Regions from separate parts of the Homo sapiens genome. Here region 1 is linked to region 2. Evidence: read pairs that join two places in POLR2A ChIA-PET (ENCODE). Cell type or tissue: OCI-LY7. All regions are shown on one strand. Links, peaks and the distances in the headings refer to the core of each region. The heading gives the core; the rest is flanking DNA. Region 1 overlaps PCDH9 (protocadherin 9). Region 2 overlaps PCDH9 (protocadherin 9).

What was found. Peaks named below come from ENCODE experiments on the same cell type or tissue, not always from the same donor. Only the 100,000 strongest peaks of a DNase experiment are listed, where the experiment ranks them.
Region 1: POLR2A ChIA-PET joins it to region 2 with 57 read pairs; 2 of 35 experiments call an interaction of 5 or more read pairs at or near these places.

What each region holds. Positions count from the first base shown.
Region 1 is chr13:66,883,183-66,888,569 of GRCh38, forward strand. All of the region lies in intron 3 of PCDH9 (protocadherin 9), which reads right to left. It overlaps PCDH9-AS2 (PCDH9 antisense RNA 2), which reads left to right. Exons shown (of 6, transcript NR_046527.1): 4 at 2,818-2,894. Among named protein-coding and RNA genes, the nearest start is that of PCDH9-AS2, 61 kb to the left of the region's middle. In OCI-LY7, for the core only: no CTCF peak of the experiment used is centred there; DNase peaks (open chromatin) are centred at 3,259 and 4,139; H3K4me3 peaks cover 2,641 bases; H3K27ac peaks cover 3,956 bases.
Region 2 is chr13:66,993,302-66,998,688 of GRCh38, forward strand. The region is part of intron 2 of PCDH9 (protocadherin 9); the gene reads right to left. PCDH9-AS4 (PCDH9 antisense RNA 4) reads left to right here. Exons shown (of 3, transcript NR_046637.1): 2 at 2,921-2,980. Among named protein-coding and RNA genes, the nearest start is that of PCDH9-AS4, 5.1 kb to the left of the region's middle. In OCI-LY7, for the core only: CTCF peaks have their summits at 1,101 and 1,301; DNase peaks (open chromatin) are centred at 1,090, 1,420, 2,140 and 2,850; H3K4me3 peaks cover 4,039 bases; H3K27ac peaks cover 5,000 bases.

The sequences.
Region 1 (5,387 bases), core at 142-5,141, 110 kb before region 2:
GGCTCTGATCAAATGCTACCTACGAATGTTCAATTATTTCTAGAGGTGAAAATAATAATTTAACTCCTTTTTAAACCTTGAACACAGCTGTGAGTTACATAGAGACTAAGGCTGGGTTTTAACTCATTTTTCATTATGCTTACAGTGTCACAGGTGTGTTGCCAGATATATAATCAGCACTAATGTGTGTGTGTGTGTGCATTTGTTTGTTTGAAAGAATGTGTCCCATTTTCAGGTATCCAATGAATGTAGAATACCTCTGTCTCCCTTTCTCTAACAAAAACAGCCATATTTCATTTGCTGACTGAAGATATTCTAACTCAGCCTTTCTCACATTGTGTTCCATGGACTACCAGTCCCATTAAACACCCCTTGAAATAATGGTTCTAAGCACAACCATTTCTTTAATGAGGGAATGTTCCTTTTATGAGAGAGTAATAAAATGCATTAGTTTATTAAAGGAGTTAAAAAAAGGCCTTCAAGAAAGAAACCTGGGGTTTTTAATATTTGCCTTTGTTACACTATGATATAGTGGCTGTGTTAGGATTTTGTGTTTGTGTTTGCTTGTTTGTCGCTGCTGCTTTTCCACAGAACACCTTCTCATTGGACATTGTTTGAGAAGTGCTCACTCTTCTCCTGTACACAACTGCATGCTTACACCTTAGCTCCTTCATTTCTAACCTGTTGTCTGTTGTTCCCTTCATCTTGAGCGTTCATTTTTTTTTTTTTTTTTTTTTTGAGTCCAAGTCTCACTCTGTTGCCCAGGCTGGAGTGCAGTGGCACGATCTTGGCTCACTGAAACCTCTGCCTCCCAGGTTCAAGCGATTCTCCTGCCTCAGCCTCCTGAGTAGCTGGCACTACAGGCACACACCCTGCCCAGTTAATTTTTGTATTTTTAGTAGAGATGGTTTCACTGTGTTGGCCAGGCTGGTCTTGAACTCATGACCTCAAGTGATCCGCCTGCCTCTGTCTCCCAAAGTGCTGGGATTACAGGCATGAGCCACCGTGCCTGGCCACTTTAAGCGTTCTTGCTTTTAATTTCCCACCTACTGAATTTCTGGTCATTATTTAAGATAGTTCTTAAAATTCATCCACTACTGGTTCTTCAACTTGGCCTCTATCAGAATCCAATTGTTTCTGTGTATTCCCATAGCATCTGCAATATAGTAATTAGCACATCGCTGTTAGGAATTTTAACTTTGTCTCTGATTCTTAATTTGTGTGAGTGTAATGTCCTGCACTCACCAAGCCATCCAAAGTCTTTGCAGTATTGAAAGAATCTTGTGAGTTAGGCTGATTTTCTGTAGACGTATGTTGAGAGACTGAGTTGGTGGTGGTGATGTTCATTTTGAAGGAGCAGAAGGTAAAAGGAAAAATAGCATAAGAAAAGGATTCCAAAGCAAGACTGGCTTTCCTACATTATAATATTTTTATTAGCTAACATACTGACAGTTGGTCAGACCATAAATGATTCTGTGGACTGACCAAGTTTGCAGCATTTTAAGGTATTCAAATAGAAGAGATACCTTTGAGGAAGAAGAAAAGGAAAGAAAGAAGATATGCCAAATGAATCTAATTGATTTAAGTTTTATCTTCTTTTTCATCTCCCAAAACATTACTGCATGAAAGAGAAATTTTCTTTACGATAAATTTAGGGAACTACAAAAAAATGACAAGTTACATTCTATGTCTCTCAAAAATATTTTAAAGCATTTATATTCTTATATTCTATTACTGCCTATCTCAGTAAGTCTTTACTGCCTGAATATTATTTCTGGTTTACAAATTCATATCAGCAATAAAATTGATTAAAATTTCTCTCTCCTGATAGTGTACTCCCTGTACCACAATATACCCTGAATTTTTCCATCCTCTGCCCCTCACTTTTGCTATCTCATTTGCCTAGACGGTACTACTCCCATGATATTTTTTTTCCTGATTAAGCTCTAATCTTCTGATGCTCTCCTAGTACTCTCTGATGTTCTGCTCAAATTACACAATTTCCTTGAGACACTCCTTGATATATCAGCCTGAATCTATCTCAACTTCTACTCTTCTTCCAACTTTTTGCCCTGTTAGAGCATACAGTTCAAAATGGGTGGCAATGAAGATGTATGTGTAGGATCTGTCTCAAGCTCTAGAAAACATGAGTGTAGGAGTTAGGAATTCAATAAATATGTATCTCTAAAATGCCTAGGAAAATATATATGTGTAGCAGTAGATAAGCAATATGCTAGTACATGTATGTTAAATTGAAGATTAAAACAATATACTTAATTAGCTGGGTTATTCTGTATTAAATGTACTTAGTTTTGAGCCATGATGATATAAAACAATAATTTATATTATAGAATATTTTTAAGATTTTGAATTCTTTATGAGAAAGAGAGAAAGAGTTCAAGTAACAATTGGGATTATGCATTTATATTGCCAAACTAGCTAATGTTCCAATTCACTAGCTGATGTTACTGAATTCTAAGATGCTTTTAGTTTAATAAAGGCCTTTTAGTCTCCTACTTGGTAAAACTTAATTTCTCCTCTATATTTATTTTGAAACTTATAAGAATAAAACTTGAAGTAGAATGGAAGAATTGTAATACCACTGATAGTAAATGGAGATCTCTGCTGGGCTCCAAATACCTTAGACCCAGAAATAGCTTATACTTCTTCTCACGAAACTGTTTTCTTTATCTAAAAACTAATTTGTATTTAAGGATATCTCTGCTAGATTTTTCCTCCGTGTTTTCCATATGTTTCATGCTCTACCCCATAGGATCCTCTGGTATTTTAATAAAATGCCATTTTTTTTCTCATTAGTGAAGTGTCCTCAGCAGGAAAAGCTTTAACCATGGATCGATTTTCACACCACGTTTCAATGGAGAACATGAACTCAGGTACAGTGATCACAACTGACCTTCTTACTGTTTTTGTTCTGTTAATTCATTTGCCTTTGTTGGGCCATTAAACTTATAAAAGGGAATTCTCTGTTTGGCTCTTTTTTAAAGGGCAAAGAGGTCACTAAGCTCAATCTCTGATCTGTGTTTTTCAGAGTATAACTGGCCAATTTCCAAAAGGTTTAGCTCACCCTGAGGGGTTGCAGAAAAGGAAGAGAACATTGGGTGAAAGAAACACCCCTTCTCTATTTACCTTCCAACCTCCCGCGCAAAACAAGCAGAGTTAAAATCAGAAAGGGGGCTGTGAGCATGAGTCTAGGCTACATAGGTGTTCCTCAGTGTCTGCAGCTGCAGCTTCTACTTTGAGCTTGCTGGAACTTGATTCTAAGTGGCTTTGAAAAGCCACTGAGGAGTTTGTGTTAGCCAGAGGCCACGAAAGCTGCCATCCACAGCTGAGTGATTCTCTGTTCAAACTGGGCATAAGCCCAATTTGAACAGAGAATCTGTTTTCTTCCTTCCAGCTCGAAAGGGTACATTTCTGTATACTCCCTCATTTGCAGGGGTGAACTTGGAACAATAATATTCATCTATGAAAGAAATCATAATGTTAATTATTATAACTAGGTATCAGTAAACAGCTAAGTAGCAGTGTGATATGGATGTGTGTGGGTATCTGAAGAAGCAGGCATTCTAGCCCCTTCTTTAAAAGAAAGATGTTTTTCAAAATTATTTAACATTCAGGAGCTAAATTCTCCAAATTATAAAGTGACAACAAACTATCTGAATATTCTACAATTCATGCACTCTGAGATACATATACTTTTGTGATAGAATTGCTGTGTTTTTTTAACACAGCCTTGAGGTAACTGAATACTCCCCGATCTCATTATTTCTTTTAACCTTTCTCTATTCTATTGTGTTCTCTCTCTCTCTAATTCACCCACCAACAAATATAATAACACACACACACACACACACACACACACACACACACACACACACCCTGTATTTCTAGACAATTCATTAAATTATTCCAGAAAATCTTCTAGCAATGCCTTTTTTTTTTTCTGGATTTGCAATTTTGGCACCGCATCACCAAGTTCACATCCTGGACCATGCCTTCTATTAGTGAATGTCTGGGCAGTCTCCCAATAAAGCTGAGCAGCTTCAGTATCATTAGTGGGATGATGGTATTTCAGTTCCTCTTCCTTTCATTCCTCTTTAGTTTACTATCAGTGCCACTGAGCTTAATGAACCAAAACGCCTGCTCATGCATTAAAAACGGAGACGTGCATTCTGCCCTAGAAAAAAAAAATGCTACGTTCTATTTTCTACAGCAGAGATTTTTTTTAACAAACAAAGTAGGAAAGGAAACACAAGTATATTTGTATAATGTGGAGATGTTAGTAAAGGCATTTTGAAATTTTCAAACAAAGAATGAACTAATTTGCAACTATAGAGTGCCCTCATAAACAGCATGCACTTGTAACAATATGAAATCACGGAAAGTACTATCACTACTAGCTGCTGCTATACGTAAGCACTAGCTATGTTAGTATTAATGCGCTAATTACTAATATACATTCAGAAGTGAATATTATGTAAGAAATATGTTATAGAATATTGCTGAGATCTTCCATTCATATCTTTATTTCACACCATCTCTGGTATTGTAAATAAACTAGGCACTAATTTAGAAGTTAAAGCATACTCATATTGATAAAGCTACTTAAAAAAACCTGATTGCAAAATGTTAATGTCATTTTTCCACATAACAAGGATATCTAAAAAAGTCTATTGTTACAAACCTAAAAGTCATAATATTGCTTTTAAATCAAGGGATGATCATATGTATAATGTGGATGATAAAGGTACATTGTTATATAGGTAGTTTTCTGAAATTCTATCCACATATTTTCTAGTTTTTGAAAAGTCACTCTATGATATATCAAATTACTGTGACATGGTTTTACTGAACTCAGCTTGCAAACACCTCTGGCTATTATGCTAATTAATTTTACTCACTTGCATCTCAGTGAGAGTGAAATGGGAAATTGGCTAATCAAAATTGCCATTCTCATCAACTATATGTTCCCCAAGATTAGCTCTGCTGCACACTCAAAAAAATGGACCACCAGCCAGGTCCAGTGGCTCGTGCCTATGATAGCAGCTCTTTGAGAGGCCGAGCTGGGAGGATCACTTGAGCCCAGGAATTCAAGACCAGCCTGGGAAACATAGTGAGGCTTCATCTCTGCAAAAAATTTAAAAAATAAAAATTAGCTGGGTGTGGTGGAACAAACTTGCAGTCCCAGCTACTCGGGAGGCTGAGGTGGGAGGATTGCTTGAGCCTGCACCAAGGAAGTAGAGGCTGCAGTGAGCCATGATCACGTCACTGCACTCCAGCCTGGGTGACAGAAAAAAATAAAATATAAATAAAAAAATAAAAAATAAATATCAGCCTGTCCCCAAAAAAAATAAATAAAAAAAAGAAAA
Region 2 (5,387 bases), core at 214-5,213:
ATATTTACTTGGGATACTGAATATGAAAACGTGACATCAATAATTCTAACTTCCTAAAAAATATATTTGCTGCTTGTAAGAGTAATCATTTCAGAAAGCAAAATTATTAGTATGATGATAAAATAAATGAAAAGAACTTGGGTAGCTTCTCTGCTTTTTACCTGAAGCTTCTGATTTACTTTGAAGGGACAGGGAATGGGGAGGCTGAATTAGTGGACCTCCCTACCAACTTGCACAAAGATGATGAATAGGGAAAAAGATTCAAAGTTTTGGCCACTATCATACCATTTACTATTTACTTTATCCTCCTCATACCTTGGTTTAAAATGCAGGACAGGCATACAAAAGCTAACAAGGGTGGGAGGAAAGCAATCAATGAGTGAATAAGCTGTGAAATAATCTGGTAAGAATCCTGATTTAGAAAATCATTTTTTAAAATTACGTATCTTATAATCACACGAAAAATATTTTCAATGGCTTGAGATAAATGGGATCAGAATTCTATAATCATTCAATTATATTAAGTCCCTTTAGTGGCTAGAGGGAAATTGGATTTGCTGATTGATTGATCGATTGATTGTCTACGGCATTTGCATCAGCCGAGATCTAGTTGGAATACAGAGAGCCCGTTAGTTGTTTAAACAGAGAGAATTTAACATGGGGAATTGTTAATTGTTGGAGGACTAAAGGTACAAATAAAAAGTGAGAAAAAGAAAGAAAGAAAAAGGACACTGATGTAGCCTAGTAATGAAAAATTGCGAGAAAAACTAGAATACCTGTAGAGCTTAGGAAACAGAAGGAAGGATTTCGGAGTTATCAGAGACTAAAAGTCTGGCACAGAGCCCTATGGAATTGGGACTCAGCCTTCCACGGAGAGGAAACTGACTGGCGACTCTTGGTAACTCCAAGAGAGAGTGATGAAACTGATTCCAGGAATGCAAAAAAGAAACCAAGAAACTGGCACTGCAACCAGCAAATGGCTGCTGCCAGGATGAAGTGCCATTGCTGCGGCAACCCTGAAAGGAACGGCCTGCAAAGCCGGACGCAGTAGCTCCCCTCACCCCGCCATTCGGTCTCCCTCTAGCGTGCCCTACTGGCCAAACTTATTAAGAAGCCAGATGGCAAAGCGGATATGCAGAGCGCTGAGACTAGCCCGGGGAATCACAAAGCTGGTGGGTTTGGAGCTGAAAGATAACAGCTTAAAAACTGGCACTGACGTTGAATTAAGGAAATTAAGATGTGATAACTGATAAGAATTCTTTCATTCTAAATCATAATATTATTCTGTGGTAAAAACAAGCTGAGGTACTGACTCCAGAAATAGAGCTGAGCCTGTCCAGAGGCTAGATGGCTGGGGACTTCTGAGAGCAACAGAAAAGATGAAAATGTTCAAAGCACAATTTTGTCATCTGATCTCCTTTTTTGAGTCTCCTTTGAAAGAATCACTTCCTCGGTGCTTCAGTGACATTCTCTATAAAACTGTACTGACTTTTTACCCTACTCTACGCTATATATAAATATAAGCCAAAACCACATAGGACCTGGCTATATTTGGTATGCCTCATCTATCATGGATAGTTAATTTGTGCATTCATCTTTTAAAACTAATAATGAATTTCTAAAACCTTTTAAACGGGCTTAAGTTTTGTAATCCATTTACGGAACATGCCTGCAATGAAAAATTAATTATTAAACAAGAGCCTTGGGAGGACATCAGCGGCCTTGTCACCCACGCACTTGATTGATAACATGTCAGTTTCCAGACCACGGAGGGTGCTGACAGCTCTCAAATTTAAACCCGGAAGGGTAATGCTAAGCATGTCATGGCATAAGTCACATTTTTAAATTATTTTTTATTAAATGTTAGATAGAATAAATTCATCCATGCCTCTCAAACTCAGCCTGATTAAATGAGCTGGCACTCTTTCAAATGTAAAGCATGGTTATGGCTTCTCAAGGGCATCGGAAAGGCTGAAGCATAAGACACGGTAAATACAAAAGGCAAAAGAGGTGGACAGTGATATATTCACAAGCACCACGGGCGAAGTGAGGTTTTTAAAAATGCTGAGGCTAACAAAACAAGGGCAGCACGGTCCCCAAATGGTAAATGCACCTGCAGTGAGAGACTCTGCTTGAGTGCTGGTGCATAAAAGTGTCCACCACTAAGGGAAAAAAACAACAGTAACAACAACAAAACCCTAAGAAACAGAAAGGAACAGCTGTAACCAATTTTCAAACCCTAAGTTTTGAGGTTGGGTTAGGAAGTTAGAATTGTTCCATGTTTGTGTCAGTTCTACCCTTTAATTTCACAAAGTTAAGATGGTTTTCTGTGACTATAAAAAAAGAAAAGAACATCTGTTATAGTGTGTCTTCCTGTAGCAAAGACTACTGCTTCTTGAGCTTTTCTTCTTTCAGGCAAACCTCAATCTCATTCTATAAAAAGATTGAAAAATTATGTATATCAAATATACTCGAGCAGTTCAGAGAGAACATATCATCTGCATTACTGCTGTCTAAAAATCCTCTGATATACTGAATTCAAACTAAAAGAACCTAAATGAAGAAAACAATAATTTACTTAGACCCAACTGGGTCACAATATTTGAAAAATGATACAGATTATTTTCTCTGTATACTATGAATTATTGTATTAACTTCATTTATTTTTTTTCAATAATTATTTGCAATTAATTCGGCTGATGGGCTAAACTCTCCAGAAGATACAAATATGTGAACAACACTGTCTAGTCTTGCAGAGCTTTGTATTTAATGGGAAGATACAGTAAAGGAAAATGTTCTGTCTTATCTGAGAGGCACAAGGAAAGTGCTATGTAAACTGAAGCTTGGGTTCTCAGAAGAGGTTTCATTAAGAGAATATCTTACCAGCGGGACATTTTATTGAATGTTACTATTTTTCCAGGTAGTTGGAGTACATTGGTGAATAGTCACCACTCTCTGCCCTTGTGAAGCTTGTATTCTAGTGAGTACAGACAAGTAATATTCAATACACAGTAATAAATATGTTATATGACATGTTAGAACATTAGTGTTTAAAAAAAAAAGAAAAAGCACAGGATAGTTGGGATTCTGAGTTCTTCATGCTGGGAATGAGTGATTATAGTTTTAATTAGGGTGGGTGAGGTAGGCCTCACAGAGAAAGAGATATTTGAAAAAAGATTCTACTACATTCTTTCAACTTTTAAACTAAATAAATTTAATTGTTAAAGAATAAGTAATTTGATATGTGAAGAATTTTAATAAGCATTGCTAGTGTGAGAGTGTTTCAAGAAAGGAAATAGCATCAACATTATAAATTAAGTTTATGTGTATGCTCAGTGCCTAGTACCAAACTGACATACAGTAAGCACACAAAAATGTTTACTGAATAAATGTACAAGTAAACTGATAGTATTATGAAATCCCTGAATGAATGTGTCTAAATGTGAATAGTACTGTTTGGCTAGTAAGTGTCTGGTTTCTTGCAGAATCGTAAAAGAAAAAGCTAACAAGTTAGGTGGAGACCTTACTCCAAATGCAAAATTAAAGGATTTTTATAGAAAATTCAGTATAGAATTGAAAACTAAGTTTTTAGCATCAAGGAAGAAAAGAACAGAGAAAAAGAGTTGTTGACAGGAATAGCATTGTGCTTTGAAGTGGTGGTTAAGTTTGATTAGATATGAAAGACACTGGAAATGTGGGAGGTGATTATTAGACTCCTAAATACCCCTTTCAAGAGATAACACAGACTTAAGGTAATATTATCATATTGGAACTTGAAAACTGGGCTATATCCAAAAGAAACTTATCCATTCATTCATGGAATCTTTTATTTAGGAAGTGTGTTCGTTCATTTGCATTGCTATAAACGAATACCTGAGGCTGGGTAATTCATAAAGAAAAGAGGCTTATCTGGCTCATGGTTCTACAGGCTGGACAGGAAGCATGGTCTGGCATCTACTTCTGGTGAGGGCCTCAGGAAATTTACAATTATAACAGAAGGTGAAGGGAAGCCAGCATATCACATGGCAAGGGCAGGAGCAAGAAAGGGAGGGAGAAGGTGCCAGGCTCTTTTAAGCAACCAAATCCTATGTGAACTCATAGAGGGAGAACTCATTACCAGGAGGACAGCACCAAGCCATTCATGAGAGATGCACTCCCATGACCCAGACACCACCCATTAGGCTCGTCACCAACACTGGAGGTCTGTTTTGTTTTGTTTTGTTTTGTTTTGTTTTGTTTTGTTTTGTTTCTGAGACGGAGTCTCACTCTGTTGCCCAGGCTGGAGTGAAGTGGCACAATCTTGGCTCACTGCAAACTCCGCCTCCCGGCTTCAAGCCATTCTCCTGCCTCAGCCTCCCGAGTAGCTGGGACTACGGGCGCACATCACCATGCCTAGCTAATTTTTGTATTTTTAGTAGAGACGGGGTTTCACCATGTTGGCCAGGCTGGTCTCGATCCCCTGACCTCGTGATCCGCCTGCCTTGGCCTCCCAAAGAGCTGGGATTACAGGCATGAGCCACCGCGCCTGGACTGGAGGTCATATTTCAACATGAGATTTAGAGGGAACAAAACAACCAAACCATATCAGGATGAAAAGAAAGAAAAAATAAAAATTCTGGGCCAGGTTACATGAAACACTAGAATAGAGGATGAAACCTGTCAGTTTGTGTTTGTTTGTTTGTTTAATTCTCTTAGCACTCACAATGCAATCATAAAGATATGTAGATGCAGATTGTGATTTTTGATATTATACAATGAGAGTGCAAAGTGATATGAGAAAATTTTATATGAAGAATTATCTAAATTGGACACCCACTGGGGCCTTCAGGGTAAATAATGATTAATCCAGTTTAGAGAGTGGCAACAGTGTCCACAAGTGAGAAGAGAATGTGCCAGGGCCCGAGGAACAAATCAAGGAGATTAGAAGAGGGCAGGAATAGCAAGGAGATGATAATCTGGAGATTGTTGGTTTAAGGAGTTCTTGGAATTGAAGAAAATTAATAGCAATGTGTCAACCAATAGAGTTGTTCCTTGGGAAACTCCATAAATGGGTCTTCAACTACCACACATGCCAATTAGCTAGTAGTTTTAAAATATCTGTCTATAGCTCTGCTCACTCTTCTGAGTTCTGTACTCTCACAATCCTACTTCCTATTGTGATTCCAACCTGAGTGTGTGTGTGTCTGTGTCACTCAGATCAATATATTCCCAAATTAAACCTATACATCTCCCTTACTTCTTCAAACTTCCTCTTCCCCTTTTTACTTAGTTGGTGAAAGAAACAAAGTTTTCATCTCAGCAGTTGCCAAAATTAAGGAAAACATAATTCAGGCATCGTTGACTTCTCCCTCTTCCTCATAGTTAGCCAGGTCCACTTCTACTCACAC